Regions from separate parts of the Homo sapiens genome. Here region 1 is linked to region 2. The links are chromatin loops, found by intact Hi-C in ENCODE. Cell type or tissue: GM12878. All regions are shown on one strand. Each heading gives the region's core, and the rest is flanking DNA. Links, peaks and the distances in the headings are about the cores only.

Evidence for each region. Hi-C counts contacts between places; a loop is a spot of excess contacts. Peaks named below come from ENCODE experiments on the same cell type or tissue, not always from the same donor. Only the 100,000 strongest peaks of a DNase experiment are listed, where the experiment ranks them.
Region 1: it touches region 2 in a loop (2.2-fold over the local background); 12 of 110 quality-filtered maps call a loop at or near these places.

The regions. Positions count from the first base shown.
Region 1 is chr11:9,665,948-9,676,413 of GRCh38, reverse strand. The region is part of intron 1 of SWAP70 (switching B cell complex subunit SWAP70); the gene reads right to left. Among named protein-coding and RNA genes, the nearest start is that of SWAP70, 7.1 kb to the right of the region's middle. RefSeq lists an enhancer at 74-608. In GM12878, for the core only: no CTCF peak of the experiment used is centred there; no DNase peak of the experiment used is centred there; H3K4me3 peaks cover 2,500 bases; H3K27ac peaks cover 2,115 bases.
Region 2 is chr11:9,708,203-9,718,668 of GRCh38, reverse strand. It overlaps SWAP70 (switching B cell complex subunit SWAP70), which reads right to left. Exons shown (of 12, transcript NM_015055.4): 3 at 5,030-5,203. Among named protein-coding and RNA genes, the nearest start is that of SBF2-AS1, 45 kb to the left of the region's middle. RefSeq lists an enhancer at 6,485-6,985. In GM12878, for the core only: no CTCF peak of the experiment used is centred there; a DNase peak (open chromatin) is centred at 1,758; H3K27ac peaks cover 2,144 bases.

The DNA.
Region 1 (10,466 bases), core at 7,747-10,246, 49 kb after region 2:
CCCCAAGGATACCAAGGGACAAACTGTACAAACAAAAGAAGAGCACCAAAACCAAACCAAGGGGGAAAAATGGTGGAAAAAATGTCTAACGTTGAATTCAACTACATTTACTCAGCTACCTATGTGCACCTAGCACCTTCCTATAAAGAAAACCCCTTTCCATCTCTCTCAATACAGTTTTCAGTCTACCATCAGTTAACACAGAATATACTAAAATTGCAATCAAAACAGATAATACAGTCTTAAACTATACGGTTTGTTCTAAGAAAGGACTATTCATGAATACAAGTTTAAAAGCAAGTAGAAAATGTGTTTCTGGAAGTCTGTTTCCCCACTATTAGCCTATTGCTATCTACTTCAGCTGCTGAAAAGCAAGTAAATCTTTGCTTAAGAAAAAGCTCAAAACAATCACTTAGTGTTCCTGGTTAGTTCAGCCTGAAAAACCAAGTAACACCAAATCAACATGACAATCAGTTGTATTTAACAATCCAATTGCAAATCAAGTTAACAGAGCTGATGACTTCTATGAACGTGCACAGGATGGGTGCAGAGATAAAGGCCTACGTACTCTCAACTCAGGTGGGGAGCCAGTCAAGTTACAACTGGAGCCAGAGAGACAGAGCTCCCCGGTAGAAGGTGCACAGATTGCCAGGAAGATGCCCAGTGAGATTACAGGGAATGCAGGAGAAGGAAGGAGAAAAAAAATCAAGGTAAGGAAAGGGAAGCAGACAGAAGTGGTTCCCTTTTTGGGGAGAGGGGTGGTGTGCGGAGGAGGGCTTAAAGATTCGAGAAAACCTACTGACCTGCAATGACCTTATTTATGGCTATAAATATATATAATATATATAAAATATAAAACAGTTGTTTTAACAAGAAAACATTACTGTGACTAGACAACCAGCAAACATCTGTTTCTATTGTAGTTTATGTAAGCCATAAGAGGTCTTTCTCCCTTTCTCCCTTTCCCTCCCTCTGTCCCTCCCTCCTCCCTCCTCTCTCTCTCTCTCTCTCTCTCTCTCTCTCTCTCTCTCTCTCTCTCTCTCTCTCTCTCTCTCTCTCTCTCTCTCGCTCCCTCTCTCTCTCTCTCTCTCTCGCTCCCTCTCTGTTTCTTTCTTTCTTTTTCTTTGGATACAGGGTCTCACTCTGTTTCCCAGGCTGGAGTGCAGTGGCACAATCATAGCTCACTCCAGCCTCCATCTCCTGAGTTCAGGCCATCTCCTGTCTCAGCTACAGAAGGAACTTGGACTACAGGCGTGTGCCACCATACCTCTCTAACTTTTTAAATTTCTTGTCTTACTATGTTGCAAAGGCTGGTCTCAAACTCCTGGGTTCAAGTGATCCATTTGCCTCAATCTCCAAAAGTGCTAGTATTACAGGCATGAGCCACTGCACCTGGCCTAGGAGTGGCTTCTATTTTTTAAATTTAAAATTTTTTTTTTTTTTTTGAGACGGAGTCTCGCTCTGTCGCCCAGGCTGGAGGGCAGTGGCATAATCTCCGCTCACTGCAAGCTCTGCCTCCCGGGTTCACACCATTCTCCTGCCTCAGCCTCCCGAGTAGCTGGGACTACAGCCGCCCGCCACCACGCCCAGCTAATTTCTTTTTTTGTATTTTTGGTAGAGAAGGGGTTTCACCGTGTTAGCCAGGATGGTCTCCATCTCCTGACCTCGTGATCCGCCCACCTCGGCCTCCCAAAGTGCTGGGATTACAGGCATGAGCCACCGCACCCAGCCTATTTATTTATTTTTGAGACAAAGTCTTGCTCTGTCACCCAGGCTGCAATACAGTGGCACTATCTCAGCTCACTGAAACCTCCTCCTCCTGAGTAGCTGGGACCACAGGTGCCCACCACCATGTCCAGCTAATTTTTAAATTTTTTGTAGAGATAAAGTCTCACTATATTTTCCAGGCTGTTTTCAAACTCCTGGCTTCAAGCAATCCTCCTGCCTCAGCTTTCCAAAGTTCTGGGATTATAGTCATGAGCCACTGCACCCAGCTTCCCAAGGGTTTTTTTTAAATCTGTGTTCTATAGTTCGATTTTATTGATAAGTTTGACAAAAGTCTGTCTGCAACATGTGATATTATGAGACAGAGATATACATAGATAAATATATATAGGTTTTCATCCATGGTCCCTGGCTCATAACGCCATAGCCCTTGTTATAATGTTGGGGTGCTTTAGGCCTCAGAAGCAGGTCTCAGAAAACAGAATCTCAGCCAGGTGCAGTGGCTCACACCTGTAATCCCAGCACTTTGGGAGGCCGAGGTGGGCAGATCACTTGAGGTCAGGAGTTTGAGACCAGCCTGGCCAACACGGCGAAACTCGGTCTCTACTAAAAAATACAAAAATTAGCCGGGTATGGTGGCATACACCTGTAACCCCAGCTACTTGGGAGGCTGAGGTAGGAGAATCGCTTGAACCCAGGAGGCAGAGGTTGCAGTGAGCCAAGATCATGCCATTGCACTCCAGCCTGGGCGACAGAGCGGGATTCCATCTCAAACAAACAAACAAACAAACAAACAAATAAATCAATGAAAAAAGAAAACAAATCTCTCTCTCTCTCTCTGACCTTCTGCCCTTTTTTCGCCTGCTCCTTTTTCTCCCCAAGGCAGGCCGTAGAAACTAAAAATATAATCTCATCTCCCCCAACCTTTCTATCTTGGAGCTGGCCATAAAGAAATTCTCTGACCTTCCTTGTCTAATTGAAGGCCACAAGACCTTCATTTCAGAAGGGGTCCTCCCCCATACCCTGGAGGAAGGAAAGCTACACAGAGAGACCAAGAAGAATCTGAACAGACAATCCTTGCTGGATTTTCCCACTCAGTCTATTAATATTAGATCATACCCTTTTTTGTCTAATCACATTTCTACATGGTTGTCTGTACTTTAATCATGACTATCCAATAAAGTCTCCATAAGAGACGGAAGAGGACAGGGTTTGAGGAGCTCCCAGAGAGCTGAACATGTAGAGGCTTAAAGGAAGGTTAATGAGAACTCATTCATGTACCAGGAGGGCAGTGCACCCCAACTCCATGAGGATAGAAGTTCCTCGCCCTGTGTCTCTCTTCATCTGTCTATTTGTATCCTTTAAAATATATTCTGTAATAAATCAGTAAACATGTCACCCTAAGTTCTGTGAGCCACTCTAGCAAAGTAATTGAACCCAAAGACGGGGTCACGGAGAACCCAACTTGAAGCTGGTCCATCAGAAGTTCCAGAGGCCCAGATTTGCAACTGGTAGGAAGGAGGAGGACCGTCTTGTGGGACTGAGCCCTCAAACTGTGCGATCTGACACTCTGTGGGATCTGACACTGTCTCCAGGTAGATAGTGTTGGAATTGAACTGGAGGATACCCAGCTGGTGTCCACTGCAGAACTGATTGCTTACTTGGTGTGTGGGGAGAAACCTCCACACATTTGGTCACCAGAAATCTTCTGTGTTGATTGTTATTGTGGTGTGAGAGCAGAGAAAAAAACAGTTTGTGTGTTGTTTCCACTGACATACTATTAAAATGATATCTAATTATGTTGTTAATTTTTCTTCAGATTTTGCTTCAAAATTTACTTGGATCATTTTTCTTTTACTTAATAATATGCTATTTGTTAAAAATTAGGTATATAAATAAGCTTTGTCTGTACTACACTGGGGGCCCTCAAGGCCAATATTTACTAATTATAGCAATGACTCAAGCACATTTATCTAAACGAATACCATTCTACAAAGTAATCTTCTTAAAAATGAAAGATACAGGCTGGATGTGGTGGCTCATACCTGTAATCCTAACACTTGTAGGTGGATGGACTGCTTGAGCCCAGGAGTTTGAGACCAGCCTAAGCAGCAAAGTGAGACCCTGTCTCTACAAAAAAAAAAAAAAAAAAAAAAAATTAGCCAGGTGTGGTGGCATACACCCGTAGTCCCAGCTACTCAGGAGGCTGAGGTGGGAGGATCACTTCAGCATGGAGGTCATGGGTATGGTGAGCTATGATCGTGCCACTGCACTCCAGCCTGAGTGACAGAGTGAGACCCTGTCTCAAAATAAATAAATAAATTTTTTAAAATAAGTAAAAAATACATTTATTCCAAAGATGATGTCAATATTCCAAGCTTTTCATAATTTATCTTTAGAGAAGAAATATGAAGTTTATGGGACATGGAAAGGAAGAACCAACCTGATTACTTTACAATCATATATATATATATATATATATATATATATATAGACACACACATATATGTATATATATATTTAAATATATTATTTATAAATATTATTTTAAATTATATTTAAATTACATTTAAATTATATTATATTATAATTATATTTAAATTATTATTTAATTATATATTTTATACTATAAAATATATTATATAAAATATATTATTAAAATATATATTATTAAAATATATATTTTATATATTATATAAAATATAGAAAAATATATAACATATAAAATATATTATATATTATAAAATATATTATAAAATATAATTATATTATAATTATTATATTTAATAATTAAATTAAATTAAAATTATATTTAAATTATAAATATAATTTATTTATTTTATATATTATATATTATTATATTATATATTTATATATTTATATTTATATATATTTATAAATAATAATATATTATATTTATATTATATATTTATATATTTATATTTCTATGTATACATAGAAATATATTTATATATTTCTATGTATACATAGAAATATATTTATATATTTCTATTTATATATATTTATATAGAAATATATTTATATAGAAATATTTATATATTTATATAGAAATATATTTCTATATAAATATATTTATATATAGAAATATATTTCTATATAAATATATTTATATATATTTCTATATATTTCTATATATTTATATATTTATATATATATTTATATATATTTATATATATATTTATAAATATACTTTTATATATTTATATATATATTTATAAATATATTTTTATATATTTATATATATATTTATAAATATATTTTTATATATTTATATATATTTATATATTTTTATTTTTATTTTATTTTATTTATATATTTATATTTTTAAATATATTTATATATTTTTATATTTATATTTATAAATATATTTTATATATTTTTATATTTATATTTATAAATATATTTTATATATTTTTATATTTATATTTATAAATATATTTTATATATTTTTATATTTATATTTATAAATATATTTTATATATTTTTATATTTATATTTATAAATATATTTTATATATTTTTATATTTATATTTATAAATATATTTATATATATTTTTATATTTATATATTTATATATATTTATATTTATATTTGTATATATAAAAAACAATAATAGGCCGGGCATGGTGGCTCACGCCTGTACTCCCAGCACTTTGGGAGGCCGAGGTGGGTGGATCACAAGGTCAGGAGTTCGAGACCAGCCTGGCTAACATGGTGAAACCCCGTCTCTACTAAAAATATAAAAAATTAGCCAGGTGTGGTGGCAGGCACCTGTAATCCCAGCTACTCGGGAGGCTGAGGCAGGAGAATGGCGTGAACCCAGGAGGTGAAGGTTGCAGTGAGCCGAGATGGCCCCACTGTGCTCCAGCCTGGGTGATAGAGCAAGACTCCGCCTCAGAAAAAATAAATAAATGAAAATAAAAATAATAATAAAAAATTAACTCTCAAAGGTATGAGACCATGTTTTCCTTAAAAGTTTTCTCCCTCAGCTCCAGCGTTGCCCCAAAGGGGTTCTTATCTCTGATTTCTGGTCCTCTGCTTTTCTTGTTCCTCTCATCATCTACCATAGCCATTCCCCAAGACTGTCAATGGCTCTTTTCTCCTCTTTTTCCAAGCTTCAACTACCAAATTCCTTACTGACAACCCCAAATTTTCCCAGGAATATCATCTCCAGCTGAACATACACCCATCAAGGACCTCAAAAAAATAAATAAATAAAACAAAAAAAAACTTTTCGTGTTCAAAACTGCATCACTGCATAAACAGCTCCTTCTTGTGGCTTTTCCATTTCTTTTAAAACCCACTTCTATTAAAAACCATTATTTAAAAAAATCAAAACCACTACTACACATCTGGTCAACTGTAGTTGACATCTGAGACATTTCTGAATCTGTCCTTTCCCGTCCTCCTCCCACCCAATCATGGGTCAAGGCTCATACCTTGACCCACCATTTCCCTCTTGTCCATCTTCACTGTCTCTAGTCCCTATTACCTCTTATCGGGGCTATTGCAATGGTTTCTGTTATCTTCCCAATCCACTCTAGCCAGCACATCTGCTATGTCGCCCCAGCTGGAGTACAGGGTGAGATATCGGCTCACTGCAACCTCCGCCTCCCAGGTTCAAGTGATTCTCCTGCCTCAGCTCCCAAGTAGCTGGGACTACAGGTGCGTGCCACCACACCCAGCTAATTTTTATATTTTTAGTAGAGACAGGGTTTTGCCACGTTGGCCACACTAGTCTTGAACTCCTGACCTCAGATGATCCACTCACTTCAGCCTCCCAAAGTGCTGGGATTACAGGTGTGAGGCACCGCACCTGGCAAGTAACTTTCTAAAGTGCAATTCTGATCACAACTCATCATTCTCTGAAAACCTGGGGGGCCCCTGGCATACACCTAATTTGTGTGGCAATCAAAGCTTTCTATGCATTAACCCCAATCTATTTCTGTAGCTTTATCACCAGCAATAACTCTCTCTCATACACACACAGGAACACATATGTGTATGTTCTACACTCCAATCAAAGTAAGTTACACAGAAGTCCCCATAAATACCTGATTCATTCCCATCTCTTGCAGTAGATCAGTGTTCCCTAGGGATAACAGCAATCAATAACTATCCATTAAATAAATAAATTAGGCTGGGCGTGGTCGCTCATGCCCATAATCCCAGCACTTTGGGTGACCGAGGCAGGTGGATCACTTGAGGTCAGGAGTTTGAGACCAGCCTGGCCAACATGGTGAAACCCTGTCTCCACTAAAAATACAAAAATTAGCGAGACATGGTGGTGCACATCTGTAGTCCCAGCTACTTGGGAAGCTGAAGCAGAAGAATCTCTTGAACCAGGGAGGTGGAGGTTGCCACTGTACTCAACCCTGGGCAACAGAGCAAGACTCCGTCTCAAAAAACTAAGTAATTAATTAATTAATAGAATGGGCTTAATCTTCCCCCATTCCTACATAATCACATCCTAACTTCCTTCGGAGTTCATTTCAAAGAAGCTTTTTTCATAAAGCAATCACACCAGTGAGAAGAAATCGCTTCTTCCTTTAAAATCTCATGGCTCCATATCTTCTGTCACACTCAGTATCTTTAACCCAATATTTCTGTTTGTTACCTTCACCACCAGACTTTATGTTTTTTAAGGATCAGTAATTGTCTGAGTAATATAATCTCTATCTGGAGAGAGAGAGTGTGCCTTCTTTAATGGTCATTTAGCCTTTTAATTTGCCTACCAAAGTTTAAACTCTTTGAAGGCAAAGATTCATATTTGTTTCTTTTTTCTCTGCCTTTCACCACCATATCCCTTATCTAGTGAATATATCCATTCTCTGTGTCAAAAGTTGTGAAGATAACTCAAAAAGGCAAGTATCAAAAATATTTTAGAATACCCATATAGCTTTCCAAAGCAATACATTTTAACCATCATTTTGGATACATAATTATTAGTCTGCTGTTTAACAAATCAATTATTTGACATTTCCTCCAAGGAGATATTAACTCTTAAGAGCCTAAAAATACTAATCTTCTGACTAAATTAGCATGGTACCTTACACATAGTAGACTTACAGAAGGTTACTGTATGAGTGAATGAATCAATCAACAAATTAAGGCAAAAACTCTACTCCCAGCCAACAGAACACAGAACTAGGGTCAAACACAAAAGGAGACCTAAATAAAAATGTTTAAATATTTTCAATTCTACGAACACTGGCAAGATGAACAGAACTGAACCAATCCCAAAGTCTCATACAGACAAGAGAGAGACAAAATACAATTGCACAGTTGCATTATCAACATACTGTGGGTGAAATCTATGAACTGGGATTTAACATTTCCTGCCAAGACGCTTTTCCTATAAGCAGCCATAAAGACAATTTTGAATAAAGTATCATCAAAGTAATCCAAAAAATCTCATTTATGCCGTCAATTGGAAGAGAAGAAAATGAAGAAACCATTGGCTTTAAAGTGTGAAAATAGGCCAGGCATGGTGGCTCACGCCTATAATCCCAATGCTTTGGGAGGCCAAGGCGGGTGGATCACCTGAGGTCAGGAGTTTGAGATGAGCCCAGCCAACATGGTGAAACCCCATCTCTACTAAAAATACAAAAATTAGCCAGGTGTGGTAGTGGGCACCTGTAATCCCAGCTATTTGGGAGGCTGAGGCAGGAGAATCGCTTGAACCCAGGAAGCAGAGGTTGCAGTGAGCCAAGATCGCACCACTGCACTCCAGCCTGGGTGATAAAGCGACACTCCGTCTCAAAAAAATAAAAAATACAACAGTAATAGTAATAAAGTGTGAAAATAGGATGGGTGCAGTGGCTCGTGCCTGTAATCCCAGCATTTTGAGAGGCTGAGGCAGGCATATAGTCTGAGCTCAGGAATTCAAGACCAGCCTGGGCAAATGGCAAAACTCCATCTCTACATAAGTACAAACATTAGCTGGGCATAGTGGCCTGTGCCTGTAGTCCCATCTACGTGGGAGTCTGAAGTGGGAGGACTGCTTGAGCCCAGGAGGTTGAGGCTGCATTGAGCCATGATCGCGCCACCGCATTCCAGCCTGGGCGACAAAAAGACCTTGTCTCCAAAAAAAGAGAAAAAGAATTATAAAGAGTTGTCTGGACAAGGTGGCTCATATCTGAATACCAGCACTTTAGAAGGCCAAGGCGGGCGGATGTCTTTGAGCTCAGGAGTTCAACACCAGCCTGGACAACATGACAAAACCCTATGTCTACAAAAAAATACAAAAATGAACTGAGCATGGTGGCTCATGCCTGTGAGCCTAGCTACTTGGGAGGTGGAGGCTGGAGGATCGCTTGAGCCAGGAAGTGGAGGTTGCAGTGAGCCAAGATAGTGCAACTGCACTCCAGCCTGGGTGACACAGCAAGACCCTGTCTCTCTCTCTCTCTCTCTCTCTCACACACACACACACACAGAAGTGTGAAAATCTTGGTTCTAGATTAGCTACTACTTACAACTGTGACTTTGGACAAATCACTAAACATATCATTGCAGTTGCTCACACCTGTAATCCTAGCACTTCTGGAGGCCAAGTTGGTTAAATTGCCTGAGCTCAGGAGTTCGAGACCAGCCTGGGCAATACAATGAAACCCCGTCTCTACTAAAACATACACACAAAAAAATTAGTCAGGCATGGCAGCGGGCACCTGTAGTCCCAGCACTTTGCAGGGCCAAGGCGGGCAGATCACGAGGTCAGGAGTTTGAGACCACCCTGGCCAATATGGTGAAACCCCATCTCTACTAAAAATACAAAAATTAGCCAGGCTTGGTGGCACGTGTCTGTAGTCCCAGCTACTCAGAAGGCTGAGGCAGGAGAATCGCTTGAACCCGGGAGGCAGAGGTTGCAGTGAGCCGAGATCACACCACTGCACTCTAGCCTGGGTGACAGAGCGCAACTCCGGCTCAAAAAAAAAAAAAAAAAATTAAGAGGTCATCTGGGAATATCTGGAAAAAAAGAATAAAATTTTCTTCTCCTCTTAAGATCTTTAAAAGAGAAATGATGGTTGAAAGCAAAAAATTTAATATTGTCTGATGGGGATTTCAATGTATGTAGATTAATAAATATGACAATTACAACATAAAGCAGTGAGAGTAAAGGGACCTATATGGTGATAAGTTTTCTACATTCTCCTTAAAGTGGTAAAATATTAACTCTAAGTACACTATGAAAAGTTAGGGATGGATATTCTAACTCCTAGAGCAAGTACTAAAAAAACCTACATGAAGAAATATAGTAAAAAACTCTATTAAAATGAAATATTGGCCAGGCACAGTGGGTCACACTTGTAATCCTAGCACTTCATGAAACCAAGGAGGGCAGATCACCTGAGCTCAGGAGTTCAAGACCAGCCTGGCCAACATGGTGAAACCCCGTTTCTACTAAAAATACAAAAATTAGCTAGGTGTGGTGACGCACACCTGCAATCCCAGCTACTTGGGAGGCTGAGGCACGAGAATCTCTAGAACCTAGGAGACAGACGTTGCAGTGAGCCGAGATCACACCACCGCACTCCAGCCTGGGCAACAGGGCAAGACTGTGTCTCAGAAAAAAAAAAAACAAAAAACTAAAGCATATTCAAATAATCCCAAAGATGGAAGAAAAAGAGAGGAAAAAAAAAAAGCAGAAACCAAATTATAATAAAATGGTAGCCCTAAATCAAACCATATCAATAATTACATTAAATGTAAATGGCCTAAAT
Region 2 (10,466 bases), core at 675-3,174:
ACCCACCTATATGTTCATGAAAAATTATGACATTATACTTCAAAATTTATTTTTTAAATATATCTGTTTTCACATTAAATTTTATTAAAATCTGTAAGTCTACAATCAGTCCAAATATAGTTTTTGAAGTGTTATTATTCAGAAAGGAAGCAAAAGCTAACAGAGAATGTATTTTTCATAATATAGCATAACCTTGAGTTTGCAGTGCTTGGTCAAAGGCCAGGTGATAGGCTAAGAGCTTCATAAATACAAATCCATGTGATTAACCTCAGGAGGGTAATTCAGCAGCTAGACAAAGCAATCTCACATAAATCTACTCCAATGATCCCTTCTTTCCCCACACAAGCACTCCTGGCCCCAGAGGAAAATCTATAAAACTAACTCAAATTCTACTTCTAACCAGAAGAAATGATGAGAGAGTAAAAGCTGTCAAAGCACAGAGTGAGTCCAAACAGTAACATGACAAGGTATGCTGCCTGGCTATTCTAACAAATCAAAGAAAGGCTGTTCACTTCTCAAATGAGATTAACTTGATTTGAAAGAGAATCAAGACATTTCTGTTAGCCTGCAAAGGTGAAGAAAAACATGCCAGGAGCCTTGGCTGGGCTCTGGCCTACAGAAACGCACATCAAGGCCCATGTGGGTCCCAATCCTTCGGGATGCCTGCAGCACAAATCTTTTGAGTTTCTTAGGCACAATAGTCAGAAAACTGATGCTGACTGGCTCCCTTCACAGCCTGTGGCTCAATGGTGATTTAATGCCATTGACATGTCATCCACATTAAGCAAGTGCTGCCTAAGGCAATAAAAACACTCACTAATTTCTAATTCTGAAATCAGGACAAGGTCACTTTCAAGTCCACCAAATATTTTAGTGATGGAAAAAAACAAAACATCAAGGGTAAGAGACCCACCCCACATCCAGTTTTTCAAAGAAAACACAATTAATTGTGGAACACAGTATAACTACAAAATGTTTTAAAATACTGTAATTTTTTTTTTTTTTTTTTGAGACAAGGTCTGGCTCTATCTCCCAGGCTACAATGCAGTGGCATGATGCCACTCTCTGCTCACTGCAAGCTCCACCTCCCAGGCTCAAACCACCCTTTCAGACTCAAGCCATCCTCCCACCTAAGCCTCCCAAGTGGCTGGGACAACAGGTGCACACCACCATGCCCAGCTAATTTTTGTATTTTTTTGTAGACACAGGGTTTCACCATGTTGCCCAGGCTAGTCTTGAACTCATGAGCTCAAGCGATCTGCCCGCCTCAGCCTCCCAAAGTGCTGGGATTATAGGCTTGAGCCAGCACACTTAGCCTAAAATACTGTAAATTTTATTTGCACAATTCTTTCAAGCAGCAGCTAGGTTTTAAAACCACCACTGGGATATTCTTTTCTACAGACATTCCCTTCTATACACCTCTGTATTAAGCTAGACAATTTCCTTGGACAAAAATTTCATAGCATGTTTTATTTTTCATTTCCTTTTTAACATACATACACGATTACATCATTGTTATTAAGCACTAAGAAACTGTTCCCACCACTACAGCGAAACTGCCTTCTCCTTGATCACCAGCGAGCACCTAATTGTTAAATCCAAGGGCAACTTCTCACTTACCATTGTCTAATTTTTCCATAGCATCTAATGCCAGTAACTACTTCTGTGCTTCTTAAAACTTTGTGTTTCTTAGACATCTATGACTCAGCACTCTCTCAGTTCTCCTACCTCATAGCGTGTTCAATTCAGCTTCCTTTGCCAAATCGACTTCCTCTTTCTGCTACAGAAATGGTCCCAAGGTTCCGTCCTTGGCACTCATGTCTCCAACTACAGTCTTCCTCCCTGATCTAACCTACTCTTGTGGTTTCCCCACCTCTGTCTCCAGCCCTGGCCTCTCACAAGCTGTAGATAAACACTTCTAGTGCACAGCTCCACAAGGATGTTCCACCTAAAATCCCAAATGTACCAAACCCACCACCATGCAATATGTCCCAGATTTGTTCATCATCCTACCATTCATTCACACACACCCCTTTTAGTGAGCAGCTACCATGGGTCCAGGCACTTTAATAAATGTTTCACATACATCAACTTTTTCAATCCTCACAGAGTCCAATGAAGAAAGTAGTTATCCCCATTTTACAGATGGGGAACCCCAAACAGAGAGAGTGAGTAATTTGTCACAAAGCTAATAAGTGGTAGAGGTGGGTTTCAAACCAGTCAGTCTGATTTCAGAGACTATGCTTTAAACAAATATACTATATTATTCCCCAGTTGCCCAGGCCTGAAACTTGTCTCTGCTTCCCCACAGCCAGGCACTATATGCTTGGTCCTGTGACCTCTAGGTTCTTCCCATCTGGCCTTCTTTTCCATTCTCGCTGTATTTTAGTCCTCAATGCCACTTAGCTTCTCTCAACTTCTCACCTCCCATGTCTCCATATTTCATCTATTCACCTATCACTCTCTTCCTCAAAAATCATCAGTGGCTCATCTTTCCACACTGCCTACAGGATAAAGTCAAAACTCTCCAGCTTCATCTACCGCCTATCTTCTTCACAGCCATCATGTTCCAGTAAGAAAGGACATGTATCATTCTTTTTTGACTGCCCAGCATTTAACCCTTTTCTTATGTCTGGGGAAATCCCTACCTGCCAATGTAGAAGCTGAAAATGCAAATGTATCCTTTCCAAGACTCCGTTGCAGCTAGTGCACAGTGCCTGACCTAGGCCATGCCAATTAGATACATCATGCCCTGATGATAATTGGGAAGTGGGCACTATGGAGAACTCTCCCTCATAGGAAGAACAGTTCCAGGAAAAGTTGAGTTCTGGGGCAGTGATATGGTTTGGCTGTGTCCCTACCCAAATCTCACCTTGAATTCCCAGGTGTTGTGAGAGGGACCTGGTGGGAGGTAACTGAATCATGGGGGCAGGTCTTTCCCGTGCTGTTCTCGTAATAGCGAATAAGTCTCATGAGATCTGATGGCTTTATAAAGGAGAGTTTCCCTGCACAAGCTCTCTTCTCTTGTCTGCCACCATGTGAGACATGCTTTCACCTTCTGCCATGATTGTAAGCCCTCCCCAGCCATGTGGAACTGTAAGTTCATTAAACCTCTTTCTTATATAAATTGCCCAGTCTTGGGTATGTCTTTATCAGCAGCATGAAAATGGACTAATACAGGCAGCAATCAGTGTCCAGGACCAGATGTGTTCCATGGTATAAGTGCAACACCCATCCTCTGGTGGGAGCAGCATTTTCCTTGTTGTTCCTCATGGAGTGGCCAGTACAGTAAATAGGACAGACCAAATTGCATAGCCTCCACACCTGTTTTTTAAGCCATCATGATGATTCTGTAAGCTATCCAGCATACTTTTAAAAAATTCCCTTTTAGGCCCTGCACAGTAGCTCATGCCTGTAATCCCAGCACTGTGGGAGGCTGAGGTAAAGGGATCACTTGAGGCCAGGAGTTTGATACCAGGCTGGGCAACATGGCAAGACCCCATCACTGCAAAAAAAATTTTTTTTAATTAGCTGAGTGTGGTGATGTACACCTGTAGTCCCAGCTACTCAGTAGGCTGAGACAGGAGGATCCCCTGAGCCCAGGAGGTTGAGGCTGCAGTGAGCCATGATTGCACCACTGCACTCCAGCCAGGGCAACAGAGTAAGACCCCGTTTCTTAAAAAAAAAAAAAAAAAAAAGGCAGGTGTGGTGGCAGGCACCTGTAATCACAGCTACTCCGCGGGGTGCAGAATCATTTGAACCTGGGAGGTGGAGGCTGCAATAAGCCGAGATTGCGCCATTGCACTACAGCCTGGGCAATAAGAGCGAAACTCTGTCTCAAAAAAAAAAAAAAAAAAAAAATCCCCTTTTGGCTTGAATCAGCCAGTGTGGCTGTTTCTAAGTAAGCATCCTGACTGGCAACTCAGTCAAGCTGGATACCTCCCTCACTCCTTTTAGAACATGCCCTTTGCTTTCCTGACTCATAAAACACTGCCTACTGTTGCTTCCATCCAGAATTCTCCTCTGCCTTCACTATTGGCCAAAATCCTTCCCACCCTTTAATGCCTTGGTACAGCCTTTCTGAAGGGCAACTTTGCCTTGTTCATCTAATACCCTGAAAGTGTGCATTTCTTAAGACTCAGAATTCCACTGCTGGAAGTTTATTCAAAGAAAATAATCAGACTAGTATGCAAAAATGCATGTAATAAGAGTAGTCTTAAGAGTTACTGAGTACATACTATGTGCCAGGCATTAAACTAAACCCTTTAAATGCAGAATTTCACAACCCTTAGACTAAACATTGTAATTGGCTTTATTTCACAGATGAGAAAATGAAGACTTGCAGGTTAAATAATTTGTCCAAGGTTAAGGGATTATAGATGACTTTTTTTTAAAGTGTGGGGACTACAGCTGATTTTAATTGTGTATATTAATCTTTTCTGAATTTTCTACTGTAATAACCATGTATTAACATGTGTCACTTTTTAGGACAGTTAGATAGCACAGAAGCCTTACTCCTATTATTTTTTTCCTTTGGAAGTTTAGGGAAAATAACAAAGCAAGCATTCTCTTTCTTTTACTTTGAAAGGTATGGAAAGTCATCACCCTGGACTTTGAAACAAGAATAGTATTTACTCACACAAAACAGCCCTGAAAACAACATTCTGGATCTCATGTGTTTCCCATGTATACCAGCACTCAGCCAGTTACGTTTTGTCAATATGCAAGTAGTATGAAAATTATGTTGTGACTTGTACAGAATACTCTTTGGACGTGAGGATAGATTCACTTATCATCATAGCCATTTAGAGAAGAAGAAACCCACTTTCCCTGTAAATCTCCAGGGGTATTACATGCCCCAAATTACTATATTTGGAGCTTTTCTATACTCAGGCTGCTTTGCCTCTGATCCAAAAACACTAGCCAAGGATCTCCTTCCATATCTATGCTGAATTAACAGAAAAAATACCAAGCCAGGTCTATTAAATGCTAAAATGACCAAGTAAAAACTCCCCAAGCCACACCTTACCTCTTCTGACACAATAATTAATGGATACTTGTCCTCAGATAAAAAGTTGAAAATAACCCATATTTTAAATGCATCTTCTTCTGTAATGAGCAGGGGATTCTTTGTGAGGTTTTTTTTGACACAGAGGGTCCAACACATCCTATTGAATTCAATCTTGTCAAAGTTGTCTTGGACCTAAAAAGGAATAAGGAAAAACTCCAACAAATCAGTCCGATATAAGCAGTATCTAAGGCAAGTAAAATAGAAAGACAAAGCCTCCTTTGGCTCCCATTTTAATCAATCCAATTAACCAACAGCCATATCCTACATATTTGCTTTAGGTATTACACTTTCAGTGGCTCAATTAAGATGTTACATTTAGCATGACACTGAACCAACATCTGTCCATATCACTCCCTTGGCACATAAAATACTGACCTCTCAAATAGTTACCGTTTCATGTGTACACACTATCTTCCTATTAATAAACAGACTACCAATCCTAGCACTGACCTCTCAAATAGTTACAGTTTCATGTGCATACACTATCTTCCTATTAATAAACAGGCTACCAATCCTAGCACATGGAAGAAACTGAGAATGTCAATTACTCAGTATGAGCCAAGTACAGGTACATTATCTTTACATACACGGTCAAAGAAGAGGCTGGGCATGGTGGCCCATGCCTGTAATCCCAGCACTCTGGGAGGCCGAGGCAGGCGGATCACCTGAGGTCAGGAGTTTGAGACCAACCTGACAAACATGGAGAAACCCCATCTCTAGTAAAAATACAAAAATTAGCCGGGCGTGGTGGCGCATGCCTGAACCCGGGAGGCGGAGGTTGCAGTGAGCTGAGATCACGCCATTGCACTCCAGCCTGGGCAACAAGAGCGAAACTCTATCTCAAAAAAAAAAAAAAAAAAAAGGAAGAAGATACCTTCTTTTGGGGAAAACTATTTAACTGAAATTCTAAAACAACAATCCTGCCATTCATTCATTTGTTCACGTATCCAGTGTTTCCTCAGCATCTACTACGAGCCAAGTACTGAGATTAGATAGGCATGAGCCACTGTGCCTGGCCTATTTTTTGTTTTTATTTTTTAACATTGTTTAATTAATTTAAAAAATAAATAGAGATGAGGTCTTGCTATATTGCCCAGGCTGGTCTCAAACTCCTAGCCTTAAGCAGTTCTCTTGCATCAGCCTCCCACAGTGCTGGGAGGCACTTTTATATCCTATAAACTAAGGATATAAAGATGAAGAACTAGGTCTGTGCTCTTAAAATGTTCACAGTTTATTAGGGAAAACAGATATGCAAATAAATTTTAATATAACTGTATAATTTAACAGTGTATAATTCAATAGAATTGTTCACTCATTTGACAAATAAAATTTAGATCATAATTATTATTTGCCAAAGACAGTACAAAGATACTCAACATAATACTGGCCTATGTTCCCAAGGAATGTAAAGACAATTACAGCAGAGTGTGACAAGTACTGTAATAGAGATAAGCAGAGGATTTTGTGGGAGCACTGAGGAGCTAACACAATCTTGACATCTGGGGAAAGATTCGCAGAAAGAGTGACAGGACAACAGAGCTGAGTTCTCAAGCAGCATCAAGAGTCAAACAGATCAAGAATGGGATAAAGGGTATTCCAGGTAGAACAGAATGTGAGAAAGCCCCGAAGTGGAGGCAAGCATGGTTAGTTTGGAAGAACTGTGAGTATTTAATGTGAATGGGGCACCTGGTGCTGGAGGGTGGTATAACTAAGGCTCTTCGTGTAAGTGCAAGTAACAGGAACCACCTTGGGTTCCTTTAAAAACAAAAGGAATTTATTGGAAAAACAATGGGTAACCTCACAGATCTAACGCAAAGGCTAGAAAAATCTAGGCTCTGAAATTAGGCTGGTATCAAGGTAGAGCAGGCAGCCAGAACTGCGGCTGAACCACTCACGGGAACAGTCTGGTGAAGACACCACTGCCTGTATAACATGAGAGCACCCTCACTATTACCACTGCTACCACTGCCCCTGTCCATGATCTTCTGCGTCACTCACTGCAGATTCAAAGTTCTACTGGCTGAGCCTGGGTCACATTCCTGTGCTCTAGCTGCCAAGGAACAGGGAAAAATGAGTACCTGAACTTTCCAGATTTTGAGGTGTGAGACAGGTCCTGTTCCCCACCAAGACTCTGTAGAATTTCCCAAATGTAAGAAAAAAGTTCAGATGCTAGACAGACAGACAGACAGACACACACACACACACATAAAAGGCAAATTTCCATTACTTGGGACACAGTGAAAGACAAGCCAGTGAGGTAGGTGAAGACTGATCATTAGGAGATTTATCATTCATGTTAAGGAGTTAGGACTTTATCTGGACTGAAAGAGTTGAAGGTAGTAACAGACACACTCTTCATTTTAAAAGCCACATTCTGCACCAGTGCAGTGCCTCACTCCTGTAGTCCCAGCACTATGGGAGGCTGATGCAAGAGAACTGCTTAAGGCTAGAAGTTTGAGACCAGCCTGGGCAATATAGCAAGACCTCATTTCTATTTATTTTTTAAATTAATATAAACAATGTTTAAAAAAATAAAAATAAAAAATACATAAATAAATATGTATAACAATACAAAAATAAATAAATAAATAAATAAATAAAAATAAAAAACAGGCCAGGCACAGTGGCTCATGCCTATGTAATCTCAGCACTTTGGGAGGCCAAAGCATAAAGATTCCTTGAGCCCAGGAGTTTGAGACCAGCCTGGGCAACAGAGACAGACCCGGTCTGTACAAATAATAATTTTAAAAATTAGCTGAGCACAACAGTGCATGCCTGTGGTCCCAGCTACTCAGGAAGGTCAGGCAGAAGGATTGCTTGTACCCAGGTGGTCAAGGCTGCAGTGAGCCATGATCATGCCACTGCACTCCAGCCTTGGAGACAGGGCAAGACACTTAATAAAAAAAAAAAAAATTTTTTTTGAAAATTAAAAAAAAAAAAGCCATATCCTGGAATAACATGGAAGATGTACTGGAGGAGGCAGGCATGGGCAGCAGAATAACATCAGCGAAGCATTTCTTTTTAGAAAGATATGAACAAACCATTTTTTCACTATATGAAAAAAGTCACCAGCTGTCCGCAGGCCGAAGTTTCACCTGATCTCTAACTTTAATTTGTAGTTGGCAAACCAGTCCTCCAGGAGTAGAAAGAGCTCCTTTGTGTTCTGCCTTTAGTACCTTGCCTCAGTCTAACACCATTTCCCACGGCCCCATCAAATACAAGTGATCCCATGGAGGGAAAGCAGCAGCAGCAGCAGAAGCAGCAATTGCTGCTGCTTTTCTTTTTTGCCTTATCACTATCACCTTGAAGACTTACTATATGCTAGGCATTTTATATGTTATTTCTCACTTAAATTTTGTATTAGTCCTATAAGGTTAATTATTGCCCCTATTTTAGAGATCAGAAAATACAGGTTCCAAAAAACTGAGCATCCTTGAACAACATAGGTTTGAACTTCGAGGGTCCACTTAAATGTGGACTGGATTTTCTTCTGCCTTTGCCACCACTGAGACAGCAAGACCAACAACTTCCGCCTCTTCCTCAGCCTACTCAACAAGAAGACAATGAGGATAAAGACCTTTACAATGATCCACTTCCACTGAATGAATAGTAAATACATTTTCTCTTCCTTATGATCTTCTTAATAACATTTTCTTTTCTCTAGATTACTTTATCATAAGAATAACTGCACATAATACATTTTACATTAAAATATGTGCTAATCAACTGTTTATATTATTGGTAAGCCTTCCAGTCAACAGTAGGCTATTAGGAGTTAAGTTTTGGGGGAGTCAAAAGCTAACCTTGGAAGCCAGGCACAGTGGCTCATGCCTGTAATTCCAGCACTTTAGGAGGCCAAGGCAGGTGGATCGCTTGAGTTCAGGAGTTTGAGATCAGCCTGAGCAACATGGTGAAACCCTGTCTCTACCAAAAATACTAAAAATTAGCCAGGCATGGTGGCATGCATCTGTGGTCCTAGCTGCCCGGGAGGCTGAAGTTGGTGGGAGATCGCACTACTACATGCCAGCCTAGGTGACAAAGTGAGAGATTCTGTCTCAAAAAAAAAAGTTATACTTGGATTTTCAACTATGTGGGTTCAAGTGTCAACTGTACATTTACAAAGTTCACATGGCTAGTAAATATCAAAACCAAAGTTTAAACTCAAGCTCAGCAAGGTGTGGTGGCTCAGGCCTATAATTCCAATGCTTTGGGAGGCTGAGGTGGAAGGATTGCTTGAGACCAGGAGCTCGAGACCAATATAGGCAATATAGCGACATCTTATTTCTACCAAAAACATTTTTTTTAATTAGCTGAGCATGTTGGCATGTGCCTTTAGCCCCAGCTACTCGGGAGACTGAGGCAGGAGGATCACTTGAGCCTGGGAGGTGGAGGCTGCAATGAAGGCAAGACTGTGCTGCTGCACTCCAGCCTGGGCGACAAAGTGAGACTCTGTCTGAGGGGGAAAAAAAAATCCAACCTGGGCAACATAGTGAGACCCCTGTCTTTAAAGAAAAACATTTTTTAATTAGTAGGGTATGGTGGTTTGTGCCTATAGTCCTAGCTTGTCAGGAGGCTGAGGTGGGAGTCTCATTTGAGCCCAGAAATTCACGGCTGTAGTGAGCTGTGATCATGCTGCTGTACAAATTCACACTCTAGTCTGGGTGACAGAGCGCAACTCTGTCTCAAATGCTAGCTCTTCCCACCATACCAAACTGCTTGTAGAACTCAGTAGGTGGAGGCCATCTATGGGATGAATGCCATCTATGGGATGAATGCCATCTATGCAGAACATTTCCAAGGCCACCACCACCAACTCTATCCACACCCCACAAAACACTAAGTGGAAGATATGCCACACAGGGGAAATGACATGTGCACAAAAGCAGATAGCCTTGCTCTGAGAACAAGAAGTGATTCTAAGTGGATTCTGTGGTGAATCATAGGGTTCCTGAGGGGAAATGGCTAGATATACAGCTGGAAAAGCAAATATAAGACCAAATCACAAAGGGCTTCATAATTTTAAGAAATAGCCTGTAGGAAAACAGTTCAAGGAGTTTAGAACAGAATACATGAAGAACTCCTACAATTCAATAACAGAAAAACAAATAAGCGAATTTTAAAATGGGCAAAGGAATTATTCGACATGTCTCCAAATAATATATACGAACAGCCAACAAGCATATGAGAAGATGCTCAACATCACTTATGATTGGGGAAATGCAAATCAAAACACAGTGTGATATCACCTCACACCTGTTAGAATGGTCACTATCAAAAAAACCAGAAAATAACAAGTGTTATTGTTAGGATGTGGAGAAATTCGAACCCTTGCACACTGTTGGTGGGATTGTAAAATGGTGCAGCTGCTATGGAAAACAGTGTGGAAGTTCCTCAA